Regions from separate parts of the Homo sapiens genome. Here region 2 is linked to region 1. A link is a loop called in an ENCODE intact Hi-C map of the cell type or tissue named here. Cell type or tissue: heart right ventricle. All regions are shown on one strand.

Region 1 (8,000 bases):
CCATAGAAATCAAGGAAATGCAGAGCATTCTTCAGCCAAAATCATGCAGAAGAAGCACTTCACCTGAAAAAGGATTGGAAAGAAGCATAGGAGAAAAATAAAAAGGAAACAAATCATAAAGAGCAAACTGAGCATTTCTCTTCACATACACATCCTTCTCTTTTCTTCAAGAAAGTCATATAACACACCAAGCACCAATATTTTCAAGAGTATGGGGCAGGCTATTCTCACTCACTAAACATCATTCTTTCCTTCTTCAGTTATTATTTCAGCTCAGTTTATTTTTATGGTAACTCAATTATTTTTCCTCTCTCCACTCATGGCCCACATGGCTCTTGCTTCTATCTTCCCCTTCACCAATGCTAGGTCTTAATTCTCACTGTCACTCTCTTCATTCCACAAAAAATAATGCTGTGACTTTACAGCTGCTTCCATCATTCATCTATTTCAAGGCAATTTTTAAAATTTCCACTCATAAAGTGTTTCTGAATTAAGTGCCCTTCTACTCCTCTCTATCTTGACTCAGCACTGGGGAAGTCAGAAAAAAAAATAATAATATTCTTATTCTTTGTGCAGACAGCACCACTTGAATGCACTTCAGTCACCTCATCTATAAAGTACAAATAATAACACAACCTCCCCCATCCCATGTTTGTAAGGATTAAATGAGATAATGGATGTTGATAGAATATCTCAGTGCCTTTTACCTAATGAATGGCAATAAACACTGGCAGTTATGAATAACATAACAGCAACCTATGTTTTTATTGTCTATCTACACAGCCCCAAGTGTTTGTGTCCTTAGGCCACAAACTAAAGTAGGGGAAGATGGGACGTGAGGACATACAAGACATCCTGAGACTCACCAATGGCCCTTGTTAAGTTGGCACTGCCTGACTCCCTACAGCATGTCCCCATTGTTTTTCTGTTCCCTTGAATCCTGAACACTCCCTACCACCCACAGACTAGGAACTAATGCCAATTTCCACATCTCTAATAACCATCTTCTCTCCTTGGCGGTCACTCCATGTTCACCTCAATGGTTCCTCCTCCACTCTGCTCAAGGGACTATCTCCTTATTTTTTTAAATGTCAGTTTCTGTGGACTTCATTCTTAGCCTATCATACTTACCCCCACTTCAATAAAATCCACATCCCTAACATCCCCCCTCCTCTCTCTTTCTCTCTCTCTGCCCACTTTTATTTACAATCTCACACTTCTGAATTGCATGTCCCTTGCAGCTCCGATCTGCTCCCTCTGTCACCTGTTATTCCTGGCCCTTCTTCTTCCTTAGTTTGCTCTCCCAAGATCCAGGTAATTCATCTCCTCAGCCAGGCCCTGTAAAAGCCCCCATCCAAATCTCCTGTCTCCTCTTGATTTTTCCATGTACTCTGTTCAACAGGACTTCCAAGAATGCAGGGAGTAACCCAGAGAACTGGAGAGAATGATGATAGTCAGAATTCAGGGCATCTACCAGCTTCTATTACTGGAAGCACTTGGAAAGCATAAGAGAAATGGCTTTCTGAAGCCATTAACAGGATTCAGCTCTTGACCACCTGCTGCTCCTTGCTGATCCTGTCAGCCTAAAAGCCTAAACACACTGAATTTTATGAAGTGACAAGCATGGAAGTGGCAAACAGAGGTCTTCCCAATCATACACCCCTTCCCAATCATATATATTTTCCTAGGGCAAGAAGGGCATTTGATTGCAACACAAACTCCAGAAAATACACCACAGAGGGCATCTCACATGCCATCTCCCTTCCTTTGCCTGACTCCTAACATCATCTCATACTCTGAAATGTTTACCCTCAAGGAGTTTCCAAATCCCTACTTACAAAACCATCCTGGGGTGACATTCGCAGTGGAGTGTCAGGCCAACATCCTTTCAAGACCGGTACAGACCAAATAGCCTGAGAGTTTGCTCAGTTTCTTCCCCAACTCCCCTAAAACAATTATAATTTCAATGAAGCCCCAATGTAACCCAAGTTCCTGTATAGTTGAATACTACACACACTGCCTTCCCACCCAACTGACTCCCAGAAGGTCATGAATTAGCGAGTCTTCTAATTCACCATCAGCTCTTCGGGAGTTCTAGAACTGCCCTCTTTCTGCTCTACACCAAATAATTTCACATTTATTTATTTATTTGGGATTGTTAGTTTTTGTTTATCTAACTCCCTCCTCCACCCTACAAGTAGCAAATTGCCTTCCTTTTAATCATCTACTAGTTACTTCACTATCCCTGATCTAGAAAGAAAGGGAGAGAGAAAGAAAAGAAGAGAAAAGAAAAATCATTCCTCCCAGCAAATCAGACTGGTTTAAAATCTCTCTTCTTTCTCAAGGTACTCTTGTTAGGAGAATCTATTCAAGCCAATTCCCAGGAGCCTTTATGAGAGAGATCTTTGCAGAGGAATTTGTCTTCTTCTTTAACACCATTAAACTAATAGGATTTTGCAGACTACCTATTCCCCAATCCCGGCGCCCCCAAACAACAGCCAAGCATCCCGCCCCTCCTCCTCTCACCCCTCCAACAACAAGGCTGTTCGTCTCTCAGTGCTAATTCCTGCAACTGTGTCACTGTCAGGGTGGTACCTGAACCTTAGAGAGAGAGAGAGAGAGAAAGAGAGAGAAACTGAGAGAGGGAATCAGAAAAGCCACCACCGTGAGAAATATACACTTCAACGCACGCCATTTATGCAGCCCCTATGTATGTTGCTCAAATGCTCGGAAAATGCACGCAAATCCAAACGTTGGAAGAGGCAGCAATTCAGACCCGTTCACCGGCTGTTCCCAAAAGAAGGGAACCGGTGCGGCTGGGAGGAGGCGAAACGATGCTAAATCTTAACCCCCCTCTCGTTGGGAAACGACATCTTTAATCGCGCCCTCGCCTCCAGACCTCGGTTCCCGCTCCAGCACGTTAAGCAGGGCGCACTCACCGCATCCCCGGGTTTGGGAAAATAACAACTGTTGGCCCCCCGGAGCGCCGCGCAGCATCCGCACCTCCCTTCTCCCACCTCCTGGTTTATTTTTAACCGCCTTCCATTCATGCCCTTCTGTCACATTCCCGATATTATTTATCCCTCAAATGTCCACTGTTTCTTAACAGCCAAAATAAGAAGGTAGAGGAAAGATACAAAAAAAAAAAAAAAAAAAAAAAGGTATCATACTTACCGTTCCCCGGCGGGGCGAAAAATAAAAATAAAGAAAATCCACCGGCTGGCTTGTTTTTCCCCCTCAAGCTGCAACAGCTGGAGGAGGGGAAGAATGATCCTGGGTGGGGGGCGGGGGGTGGTAAAAGGAATCACTCGGGTTTGGCAGGTGGAGGCTCCAAATATCCACGGAACAAGTTCTGTTGCCTGGCCCGAGGGGTGCACAGAGTCCTCGCGGCTGGAGCCTGGGGGTGGGGGTTGGGGCTGCCCCAGAGAAGACCCCAAGACTCCTGGTTCCTCTGGAGTTCAGCACAGGAGGGATTGCCTGGGAAAGGAAGTCAAGGTTCCCCCGAAAAGAAACAAAATCCTAGACAGCAGCGATCACTTGTTAAGCCCGAATTCCTCCTCCAACATCCATCCCTCTCTCGCTCTCGCTGGCTGCGGGAGCAGCACACGCCTCCCCTGGCCGCGAACGCGCTCTGGGCGGGGGCGGGGCCAGGGCCGAACCGAGGGTGTGGCGTTCGCGACGGTCGCCAGGGGCGCCTCCCGGCGCGGCGGGGCGGGTGCAGTCACGACGCCGCGACTCCCCGCACCCCGGCTGGGCCCCCCGACTCCCAGGATCTGGGATCGATTCCAGGAGTCTTTGGCTGTGGTCCCCACAGGCGAGGAGCAAATCCTGGAGAAGTGTCCCCGTTGGGGCCGGAATAGGGGTTTCGACGGCAGCGCGGGAGTCCCCAGAGGGCTTGGGAGCGGGGAGCTCCAATGGGAGGTGCAGTCCCGAAAATGGGGTCCTCTGGGACATCTCCTCTACCTAACTTGCTTTCTCTATATCTCCCCTCGAGCCCCGAGCCCCGTCTTCTTTTCCCCACCCCATCCCCTCCCAAAGCGGGTTTGTTGGGTTGGGAGCCGGGTGCATCTCCGGCGAGGCCACGGGCGGGGAGCCCTCCTGTGCCTGCCAGAGCGCCCAGATCCCTCAGTCTCCGTCTCCTTTGCACACAGGAGTTGGGAGGCTTCAGCGCCGGGGTTGGGCCTCAGGGGCGCGGAGGAGACCGACTTTCAACCTGTATTCAATCCCGGGCAGGGGAATGTTACAGAAATTGGAATCAGGCCCAGGCTAGGGGCTGCGCACAGGAGGCAGCAGTTCTAGGGGAGGAGGGTTGGAGAGATGAGTAAGTTGCAGGGTGGGCCAGGGGCTGAGGGCTTTGGAAGGCGGGGGAAGAGCCCGCAGCCAACCTGTTGCTGCAAAAACAAATACGGCTCTGGTATCGACTCCCTGAGGGCTCTTTGGATCCTTCAGGACAGAAATCAAGGGATATCGCAGCAAAAAGCAAGTTTTTTTGGTTTTCTTTCTTTCTTTCTTTTAATTAAAGCTTGTGCGCACAAGGGAGCTAACACCAAGAAAAAAAAAAGTGGGCTGTTCCTCGAAGTCAGGGTGTGGGTTTCTTTTACGGGCCTCTCCCGTAAGGGGAAATAAGGAGAACTATAGACAGGGCATGTAGAGGTGGAGTTTTTCTGGTGCATGCATGGTGGTTTAACATGCTTCTTCATAGGACGTATGTATCATTAGCATCTTAAATCTCCACCTCTGGGAAAGATTTTTTGCATTAAATTAAGGAAAAGGTCACTATGAGTTGAAAGTTAAACCTAGCCGCCGCGCATGCCAGGGCCTCGGGCAAGTCCCTGGTCCCCTAAAGCCGAAACTTCTGGTTAATAGCTTCTTGAGCTTTTCATGCTAATTGGCTGGAGTTACAGTTTGAGGAAGGGTCTCTCCTTGTTTCTTGTTTATTTCTTCGGACCACATCAAAACAGGAAAGTAGACAGTTTGCCTGTCTCAGGCTTGCCAGAATCAACCGGGCGAGAGGTTTGGCTCCCGGGAGGACTCTATCTTAGTGATCTCTCCCACTGCCCACCTCCATTTAAAAAAAAAAAAAAAAAAAAAAGGGTTTTGCTGTCCATCTCCACCCCACTCCCACACACGCGAGCGCGTGCGCACACACACAAACAAACACACACACACACACACACACACACACAAATAACCAGAAGCCCACGTGGCGACGGGGTCTCCCTAGACACCTCTCCCAGCTCGCCCGATGGACCAAGCAGGCAGTGGCAGCGCTATGCCCCGGACTGCTGGAGCAAATCCGACCTTGGGCTGGTTGGTTGGCGCCAGGACTGTCACTGTCGTCCTCGGGGCGGCAGCTTTGTTCAAGGGCTCTATTGGGCCTCCTCCTTTTGTGATGCTCAATTAATTATTAAGGGAAATATTCCCGAGCTGAATTATAGATATGCCTTGCACTCACTCACCTAACCGTTGCGGGCTCGGAAAAGGACACCTGGAGGGCTGCTTTTTGTTGCTGTTTGATTTTTCTTTTATCTTTTCAAATAACCGGACACACACACACAAAATCGAATTGTAATCAGTGTGAAAGAAAAAGAAGAAATGAAACCTGGAGTGCACCCTGGTTTTTCCAACGTCTTTCAGCTAGTGCAGCTTGAAATTTTGGCATGAATAAGTTTAACTGTAACCCCCTGGCCTCAACCCTGGTGGAGCTGAGAGAAAGGTATCTTCATGCTGGCTCTAGAGACGTTCTTTGCCTCAATTTATTCCCTACTGCAGTTCATTCGAAGAGCAGCAAGACCGGGTTTCTCTAAAAGTGAGAACGATCATGCTCACTCGCCTCAAACCCTCTCTGTACCTCCACAATGTGATATCACTGTGCAGTTTCATAAGTACCAGAAGCAAATAACTGGTAATATTTATTGTTGGCTCATTAGAAGGATATTTCTTGGGATAGTAAAAAGCAGGACTGGGACCTGTTTCCCAAAAGCAGTTTATGAGATCAATCCGGTACAGCTATGCAGTGCTTTCAGGGAGATGAAAAGTGAGATGGAATGATGTACTAGAGATGATAGTTGTATTGAAGCTTGGATATTTTAATTGAGTCGTGTTTAAACTTTATGAATTATGCTTCCCTTTTGCTGTTTGTTCCTATCCCAGATAATTTTAAAGTTTTCAATGCCTGAGGACTTTAATATTTGCATTTCTTAGGTGTTGGTAATCTGAATTACTAAAATACGACAGGAATGCTGCTGAGGAAAAACTCTACTCTCAGGAGGACTTGCGCAAGGCAGGTAAGATTAACTGAGTGTCTGCCTCCTACCTGGCTCTGTGCTAAGTTCTTTGAATGTATATTATGTAATTTTATTTGCATAACTAAATGCTTTTTTATGTGATAAGTACTATTATAACCACTATTTTATAGAAAAGGAAATGAAGGCTTACAATGATTAGCTAACTTGCCCAAAGGTTATATAGCTAATTATGTAGCAGAACAAGGCCTTACATATCTGACTCTGCAGTGTAGACTGACCCCGTGCTAGTGATGTGGTCTATGCCCATTTGTTCATACAAGCTAGTGGCTGTCACAGATGCATATACAGATTATGAAGCAAGGGGATTTGTGTTATGATGGAGGTATGAGAATGTTGCTCCTTGGTGCAAAGAGTAAAGCAGCATCTAGTGTGGAGGCGGTAAGCAAGAATTCCCAAGGAGAGAGAGCACTGTCTGAAAAATCATAAGAGTTGGAGTGGCCGCCATGGAGAATGCACAGGCACATAGTGCTGGGATGGAACAGAAGCAACTAACTGGAGCTAGAGATAGGTTAGGACCAACTGGGAAGAGCATGCCCCCTCCCAGCCTTCTCCCACCACATGCACACACACACCCCTACCTCTTTGCCCATTTAAATAATTAATTCATAAAGCAAACAAGAAACATTCTATTTCTCTCCTTGAAATTATCCTAGGAATTTCTAGGAACCCATAAACAGTAGCAAAAAGATTCTTTGATTGAGACCAATAAAAATCTACCTTGTCTTAGTCCCCAAACCTTGTTTACTTTTTATTTTCTTTTGAAATGGGTTCTCATTCTGTCACCCAGGCTGGAGTGCACTGGCATGATCACACCTCACAGCAACCTCAAACTAACTGCTGGGCTCAAGTGATCCTCCTGCCTCAGGCTCCAGAGTAGCTGGGACTACAGGTATGTGTCACCATGCCCAGTTATTTTTATTTATTTATTTATTTTTAGTTTTTGTAGAGACAGGGTCTCATTATGCTGACCAGGTTGGTCTCAAACTGGCCTCAAGTTCTCCTCCTGCCTCAGCCTCCCAAAGTGCCCACCACGATTACAGGTATGAGCCACTGTGCCCAGCCCCTCTTTTCTATAAAGAGGAAAAAATTATTTTCTTGCCTTTCTTAGTCATCAACTAGTCAAAATTCTTTAAGCTCTCCACCACCAAATACACCTATTACCACAAAGAATGTATCCCTGGCTTTGAATTCTCTCAGTGGTGGTACAAATGTTCCAGATCACACCGTGAAGCCTTTGCTTATATAGAAAGTGGCAGAGGCCAACAGATCGTCTCTGTACAAAGCACGATAGGAAGCCCTGTGGGATACAAGCTAGGCCCATTATAAATGTTTTTGTTCTCTTTGAGGACTGTGGTCCACAGTGAATTGCAATGTTCTGTTTACTCCTCTATCTCCCCAAACATGCCTGTGATACTTCACTGAGAACAGACATTATATCCTGAGCAACTAGCGTTGTACTTGACCCAGAGTAGAATGTGAATGAATAATGGAAGAGGCTTCCCTTTGCCAAGAAAGTTCAGTGAATGTGTTGTGAGAGAACTAGAAGATTGCTTTTTCACCTGCTCACCCCAGCCTCTCAACTATCTATCTCACTTTTAAAGTTCTGAAGTGATGGGCGTGGGGGTGGTGAGAAGGCCTTGGAGATTTGGTTCCATGCTCCCATATCCAAATTTATGGATGGGGATATTTTGA
Region 2 (8,000 bases), 170 kb before region 1:
AAAAGGGTATTTCCTAGGTTTTCTCCTAGGATTTTTAGAGCTAGAGGTTATACATTTAAATCTTTAATCCATCTTGAGTTAACTTTTTTACATGGTAAAATGTAGGGGTCCAGTTTCATTCTTCTGATTATGGCTAGCTAGTTATCCCAGCACCATTTGTTGAATAGAGAATCCTTTCCCTATTGCCTGTTTTTTGTTTGCCTTGTCAAACATCAGATGTTTGTAGGTATGTGGCTTTATTTCTGAGTTTTGTATTCATTCCATTGCTCTATATGTCTGTTTTTATACCAGTACTATGCCGTTTTTGTTACTGTAGCCTTAGTGTAGTTTGAAGTTGGGTAGTGTGATGCCTCCAGCTTTGTTCTTTTTATTTAGAATTGCTTTAGCTATCCAGGCTCTTTTTTCATCCCATGATCATGTAGGCTTCATTCCTGCAATGCAAGGTTAGTTCAACATGTGCAAATCAATAAATGTCATTCACCACATAAACAGAACTAGAAACAAAAATCATATAATCATCTCAATAGACACAGAAAAAGCTTTTGATAAAATCCAAAATAGCTTCACGATAAAAACATCAACAGACTAGGCATCAAAGAAACATACCTAAAAATCGTTAGAGCCATCTATGACAAACCCACAGCCAACATCATAACCAGTGGGCAAAAGCTGGAACCATTCGCCTTGAGAAGTGAAACAATACAAGGATGTCCACTCTCACCACTCATACAACATAGTAGTGGAAGTTCTAGCCAGGGCAATCAGGCAAGGTAAAGAAATGAAAGGCATTGAAATAGGAAAAATAAAGTCAAACTATTTCTCTTCAGTGACAATGATTCTATACCCAGAAAATCCTAAAGCCTCCATAAAAGACTCCTAGAACTGATAAATGACTTGAGTAAAGCTTTAGGATACAAAATCAATATAAAAAAATCAATTGCATTTCTATATACTAATAACATCCAGGCTGAGGTTCAAATCAAGAATACAATCTCATTTACAATAGCCACAAGAAAAATGAAATACCTAGAGTACATCTAATCAAGAAAATCAAAGACATCTACAAGGAGAACTACAAAATATTGCTGAAAGAGATCAGAGACAACACAAATAAATGAAAAAACAGTACATGCTCACGGATTGGAAGAATCAATGTCATTAAAATGGTCATACTGCCCAAAGCAATTTACTGATTCAATGCTATTCCTATTAAAGTACCAATGCCATTAATCATAGCATTGTAAGTAGTTATTCTAAAATTCATAAGGAAATAATGGTTTCTAGTGGCTGCTCACTTACTGTGCGACCTTAGGCAAGTCATTTAGCTCTATGCATTTCAGACTCTCCTTTTATAAAAGGGAAGCAGTGTGTTCTTGTCTCTGAGTCACTGGAATGCAGTGGAGAAATTTATATATTGCTATTTTGAGTTATGAGGAAGATAGATTCTTCCTAGATCCAAACGCTAATAAGTCTTTTGCCTTGGGGATTTATCTTAATTGACATTTCTTCAGCTTTACTAACACCAGGGAGACCAGCTATGTCTAGACTTCTTTAGGGCCATTTTATGTTGCTGTTACAGAATAAATTATTAAGGGAAATTTGCTGTGTAAATTTATCACCTTTCATCCACAACATTAAAAAATGACACCAGCTTCCTTCAGTTAATATTAGCATTTTTTTTTCCTAAGGGCTCTAATTCCGTTTAGCTCACTTCACCTCACAACACCCCAAAAAGAGACTGGTACTAACATCCCCAACCCTCATTACAAATGGGAAAACTGAGAATCAGTAGCAAATAACTGATCCAGAGAGATTAAGTGAATTTCCAGTAGAGGTAAGATTAGGATGTAAGTTTCTTGACTTTCTGTCTCAGTAGGAACAGCTTCCTTGGTATTAGAATACCAACAAACACAGGAAGGTGCACATCTTACAACATAGGTTCTTATCAGCTTGTTATAGTGTTTTATACCTGCCCAAACTCTACCCCTAAAACAAAATATTATTATAGCTAATAGTTATCGAGTATATATTTGTACAATTACATCTCATGATTCTCACAATAGTCCTAATGATGTGTAGCAAGGTTGAATAACTTACCAGAGGTCACACAGCTGGTGAACTAGGCATTAAATGTTCTTATTAAAAAAGGTAAATGTTTATCTAGGTAAATATATGTATAATATATATATTTACATGTATAAAGTGGTAGGGTGAGTGTATATATATTATATCTATATCTATATTATATATATCTATATCTATTATATATCTATAATATATCCATTATATCTATCATATATATCTATATCTATATCTATAATATATATATCTATAATATATATTCTCTCTCTGTATATATATACATATATATGTGTGTGTATATATATAGTGTTTACAGGAAAATGGTGAAACTTTGAAGACAAGGAGATCTGGGTTCAGAACACAACTCAACAGTTCATAAATCATGAGACATTCAATATGTTATAGTGAAAAACAAAATACAAACTGAATCACATTAATTCTCTGCTTGGGACTATGTTCTGGTTCCTGATTACCATAGGTCCCTTCATGACACACCTTCTCTGCCTCCCCAACATCATCTCTCATCACCCTTCTCTTTGCTTCCTGTATTAGATCACACACCACCACCTATTCGGTTTTGCCAACAGGCCATTATCTAATTTATACCCCCTCAAAGCCTTTTCACATTCTGTTCCCTTTTCCTGGAATGCATCCCCCCACCCCACCCCTCATCCTCCATTCTCCATTATATATTAGGGGCCTTCCCCTCAGCCTAAAACTCTACATGGTACACATTACTCTTCATGCATTTAGATAAGGACCCTGAAGTTAAAAGATGCTTAAGCCGCTGCCAGGCTCACATTGCTAGTGAGGCGCTGAGCTAAGATTCAAATCCAGTTCTACCTCCAAAGTTCAGGCTCTTTACACTTACCTAAGTGTAAAGATGTCTCTGACAGGTAACATCATATTTCAGCCTTAGTCTGGGGACTGTCTGATATATCCTGAGATAAATCAGGGACTTCTAGTCCTTCCTTGTTGCCCATCAGTACACTACTAAAATTTAGAGCATCTCAGGCCATAAGGCTTAGGCCTTTCTCACAATACCAGATTGAAGTCTGTTGCTGTCAAGAAAAGCATGAAACTCCAAGCACTTAGCTACTTAAGATACCTCTGCCAAAGGATGCACCCCAAGAGTATTCCAAAGGAAGGCCATAAGGGCTAAGTAACACTGTTCTATTCTTACTCATAGATGTAAAGACCTAAGAGGGACCTATGATAAAATCAGAAGTACTCAGGTCACTGAAATTGGATTGTTTTTACGATGACATCAGCGAATGACTTAAGCTAACTTTGAAAATTGCTCATTGTCATGCCATGTGCTCATTTATTCAATACATTCTTAATGAGAAACTATCATATAGTGTACACTGCATTCATTATTTGACATACCGCAATAAAGAGATGAGACTTGGACCTTGCCCTTTTGCCATCTAGGAGAAACCAAACAAGATACATGTAAACAAATAAACAGATGATTGCAAACTGTGACAATAAAAGAAATATGCAGAGTGATGTGATAGGGATTAACAAATGAGGAGAAGTTTGCTTTACATTGTCTCTTCTTGGAGCCTGGGACCTTGCAGGATGTGAAGTTTCTTCTACATGCAAAGAGCTGGGGAAGAAAGCTCCTGCTGGAAGGGACTGCAAATGTGAAGACCCTGATTCAGGGTCAGTGAGTTTGATATTATCAAGGTACTGAAAGGAGAGAGGAGAACGTATTATTGAAAAGAGGAGTGGAATAAGAAGATATTTATTCAGCCATTCATACACCTTTATGGAGCACCAACCATTTACTAGGTGCTATTCCAGGTGCTGAAGATAAACCAGTAACAGACAGAGAAGCTCATGTTCCACTAGTGTTGACATTCCAGCCAGAGTTTGGAGCAACAGGCAGGCTTCATGCCTTCAGGGTTTTATAAAGCAAAGAGCTTGGAATTTATTCTAATTGGAATGTAAAGCCAGGAAGTTACTTGAGCTGATAAATATTTTAAAAGCTCACCCTGGGATCCACTATGTGGTGACAGCCAGAAACATTCAGAATTATTGTCATTATTTTGATTATCAATAATAAATATCCTGAGTCTCTTTTGCTTACATTTTTGAAGGTAGAGATCTCGTCAACACAGTGAAAAAAATTTCAAGCCACTAGAGGGAATCATTTACAAAAGGACACCAACAGAGCAGTGTTGTTTGCTCTCAGAGCCTATTTCCTCCAGATAATTTCTAAACTAAAACTAATTGACGTATTAGCCAATAATGTTTATAAGGCAGAAGTCACTGGAGGTAAGTAGAAAGGGTGGAGAAGAAAGAGTGCCCATCTGTAAATACAGGAATAATTTATAATCAATCATATCATTTTCTTCCCTAAGCCTTTTCTATCCCATCCTAATTATAGGCCTCTTTAGAATATGAGAAATAATCAAATTCCATTTGTTTCTTCTAAGCAAAGGAAGTAAGCAGCTTTGAAATCCTCTTGCAAGAAAGTGGGCTATTCCAACTCCTTTGCCCTTGAGAAATATTATTCTCTCCTGGAAGAAGTATGGATTTTGGACTGTGAGATTATTCATATCTCAATTCCAGTATTAACTATAAAACTCAAGTTATCTAGCTTCTCAAAAATAAGAAGCTAAAACAGGTATTTAAAGAAAAACTTGTGTGTGTTTATAGCAGCACTATTCACAATAACCAAAAAAATGGAAAAACCAAATGTCCATCAACTGATGAATGTGTGCTGTCTGTGCAATTGAATATTATTCAGCCATAAAAAGAAATAAACTATTGAATACATGCTACAACATGGATGAAACTCAAAATAATTATGTTAAGGAAGCCAGAAACAAAAAGCCACATACTATATTATATAATTCAATGTATATGAAATGTCTAAAATAGGTAAACCCATAGAGACAGAAAACAGATTAGTGATGCCAGAGACTGGAGCAAGACACCTCACAGAGGCTGGGGGAGTAGATGGTGAATAACTGCTTAATAGGCATGGTGTATTCTTTCCAGATGCTGACAATGTCTTACCACTAGGTAAAGGTGATGCTGATATAATTTTGTAACCACACTAAATTCCACCGACCAAACTCTATGGTCGGTGATGGTAATCAAAATGATGGTAAGAATTGCTAGATTTATTCATAGAATAATATGATAAGCCAAGATTCTTAAGATAAAATAAAGTTTATGAATTTTAATGTTTAATAAATTTATGTTTAATAAATTCAATAGTACTTTAAAATAGCAGTAACCAAAAATAGGCTTTTCTATGCACAAAAATCACCTCTAAAGTTAAAACTTTGCCCTTTTCAGTCCACCTGTCTTCCCCCCTCTTCCCCATCCCCACCCCGTCCCCTCCCCCCAAAAAAGATTTAAAAATATTAATAAAAAAAGAAATTTAAAACTTCACTTTGACATTTTTCATTCAATAAAGCCATCCACACTCTCTCTAGTCTTCTCTCATCAATGCCCATGTATGTCACCTCTTTTATCCAGGCTCATGTTGCACTATTTAGAGTTTAACTCTCAAGCACAGTATAGTACAGAAATGTGACCCTTTACTCATCATACTCATGAATTTGCCACTCTTTTATCAATAATATAATTTACAGCAATCTTATTTTCCACTTGCCAATAATGCAAAAAAAAAAAGTGCTTCCCTTTCCTTAAGTTCAGCACAATCATTAATTTATTATGGCACACTTTCCTGCAGAACTGTGTATTGCTTCAGAATAGTTCTCAGAACAGCCTTTTAGGTAACTGTCACCAAATTATCAGAAATGACATACAAAATGAAATCTGTTTATCATTCCCAGTTTTACTCCTGAATTATTTTGTCAATTCCCCTTCTCCATTTCCCCACCTTTAAACAAATAGAATAAAACTAATACCCTGAACTACATCTGGTTTATGTGATTGTCTTTCCAGGGCCCACAAAATAAGTAACTGCTTAACAACACCTCTTACATATGCTTACAATCCATTGCTAGGCATAGAGTATGTTCGAATTGATTACTGAATATTGTACACCAAAAATATACATAATTTTTGTCAATTAATACAAAACAAATTGATTACTGAGAACATTCAAAGCTAGGTAGTAACAAAATGGGCCATTTCCTGTTGCAAAAGAAGAAGACAGTCTTTTTCCAGATGCCACAGATGTTAAATCCTCCAAGCTATATCTCCAAATTGTCTTTTATCTACAGGACTAAAACATTCCATGGTATCTTTGCATTTTCCAGACTATAATTAAATGAAATAATCTTCAAGATCTATCATTCCCTAGACAGTCTTTTGGAGAAATATAGTATAAAAGCACTATCCCGGTGATTTATTATGTTGTGTTAATCTATCATCAGTATGCATTATTAGTAATTCTCTCAATACATTAGTGAGTACACTGAGGTTTACTAAAGGTCAACTACATCATCAATTGAGGTTCCAACTGACAAAATCACTTATATAGAATAGTCCAGAAGCAAATTTATTAATAGATTTTTATTCTCAAGAGAGCTCTAACAAAGGTAGTTTCCCTGGAATAATTAACTAATTCTGCACCAGTAGGCCTAATTTCAGACACTATCATATAGGCTGTACCATCCCTCAGCATTCATACCTCCTTATCCCTGCCACACACACACACACACACACACACACACACACACACACACACACACACTTTTATTTCTACTTCTGGATGGTTCTTTATCTCCATGTCTATTTGTTTCGTGTCTTTTTTATCTCATGAGTTATTTCCAGCTCATACAATTATGAACTCATTATAAACACATATGATATTATATTCAACAGTGAAAAACTGAAAGCTTGTTCCTTAACATCAGGAACAAGGCAAAGATACCCACTCTACCAACTTCTATTCATCATAGTACTAGAAGTCCTAGCTAGAGTAATTGAGCAAGAAAAAGAAGCAACAGGCATCCATATAAGAAAGGAAAATATAATTATTTCAATGCCTAGACATGATCTTATATGTAGAAAACACTGAAGACTTTTTAAAAATTCAGTGAAGTTGCAAGATTAAAAAAAACACTTAAAACTCAGTTGTGTCTATACAAACAAAATCAGTTGTGTTTATACACACACGCAGTGTTCTAAAAATGAAGAAAATGGTGAATTCTATTTCCAATAGCATCAAAAAGAATAAAACACTTAGGAATAAACTTAAATAAGGGGGTAACAAACTTGTACATTGAAAACTACCTAACACTGATTAAGAAAAAATTGCAGAAGACACAAATGAGTGTTCATAGATTTGAAGACTTAATATTGTTCAAATTTCTGTACTTCCTAAAGCAATCTCAAGATTGGATGCAATCCCTATTAAAATCCGAATGCCATTTTTCAAATTGAAAAAAAAATCCTAAAGTTTATATGAAACAAAATAAAGAATGGAAAACCAAAACACTCTTGAGAAAGAAGAACAAAACCAGAAGCATCAATCTTACTGATTTCTAAATATATGACAAAGCTACAGAAATTAAAATAGTATGGTACCTGCATAAAAACATGCATATAGACCAATTGAACAGAATAGATAGCCCCAAAATAAACCCATGTATACATGGTCAACCAAACTTCAATAAAAGTGCCAAGACTACAAAAAGGACAGTCTCTTTAACAAATGGTTTTGGGCAAACTATACATCCACACACACAAGAAAAAAAATGAAACCCTGAACTTATTTCGCAGGCAGAAATAAAAATAGAATGAATTAAAGATTTAAATGTAACATCTGAAACTGCAAAACTCTTTGAAGAAAACATAGGAGGAAAGTTTAATGACATTGGGATAAGTAATTATTTTTTGGATATGAAATGAAAAGCGTAAGTAACAAAAGCAAAAATAGACAAGTGAGACTACTTCAAACTAAAAAGCTTCTGCACAGCAATGGA

The links. A loop is a pair of places that touch in the nucleus more often than their neighbours do. Peaks named below come from ENCODE experiments on the same cell type or tissue, not always from the same donor. Only the 100,000 strongest peaks of a DNase experiment are listed, where the experiment ranks them.
Region 2: it touches region 1 in a loop (2.7-fold over the local background); 3 of 110 quality-filtered maps call a loop at or near these places.

Annotation. Positions count from the first base shown.
Region 1 is chr11:30,013,398-30,021,397 of GRCh38, forward strand. It overlaps KCNA4 (potassium voltage-gated channel subfamily A member 4), which reads right to left and starts at 3,633. Exons shown (of 2, transcript NM_002233.4): 1 at 3,175-3,633; 2 at 1-63. It overlaps LOC107984321 (a long non-coding RNA gene), which reads left to right and starts at 7,167. Exons shown (of 3, transcript XR_001748159.2): 1 at 7,167-7,197. In heart right ventricle, a CTCF peak has its summit at 3,690; a DNase peak (open chromatin) is centred at 3,644; H3K4me3 peaks cover 2,731 bases; H3K27ac peaks cover 2,290 bases; H3K27me3 peaks cover 2,065 bases.
Region 2 is chr11:29,840,947-29,848,946 of GRCh38, forward strand. No RefSeq gene overlaps it. Among named protein-coding and RNA genes, the nearest start is that of LINC01616, 140 kb to the right of the region's middle. In heart right ventricle, a CTCF peak has its summit at 4,211 (motif pointing right); no DNase peak of the experiment used is centred here.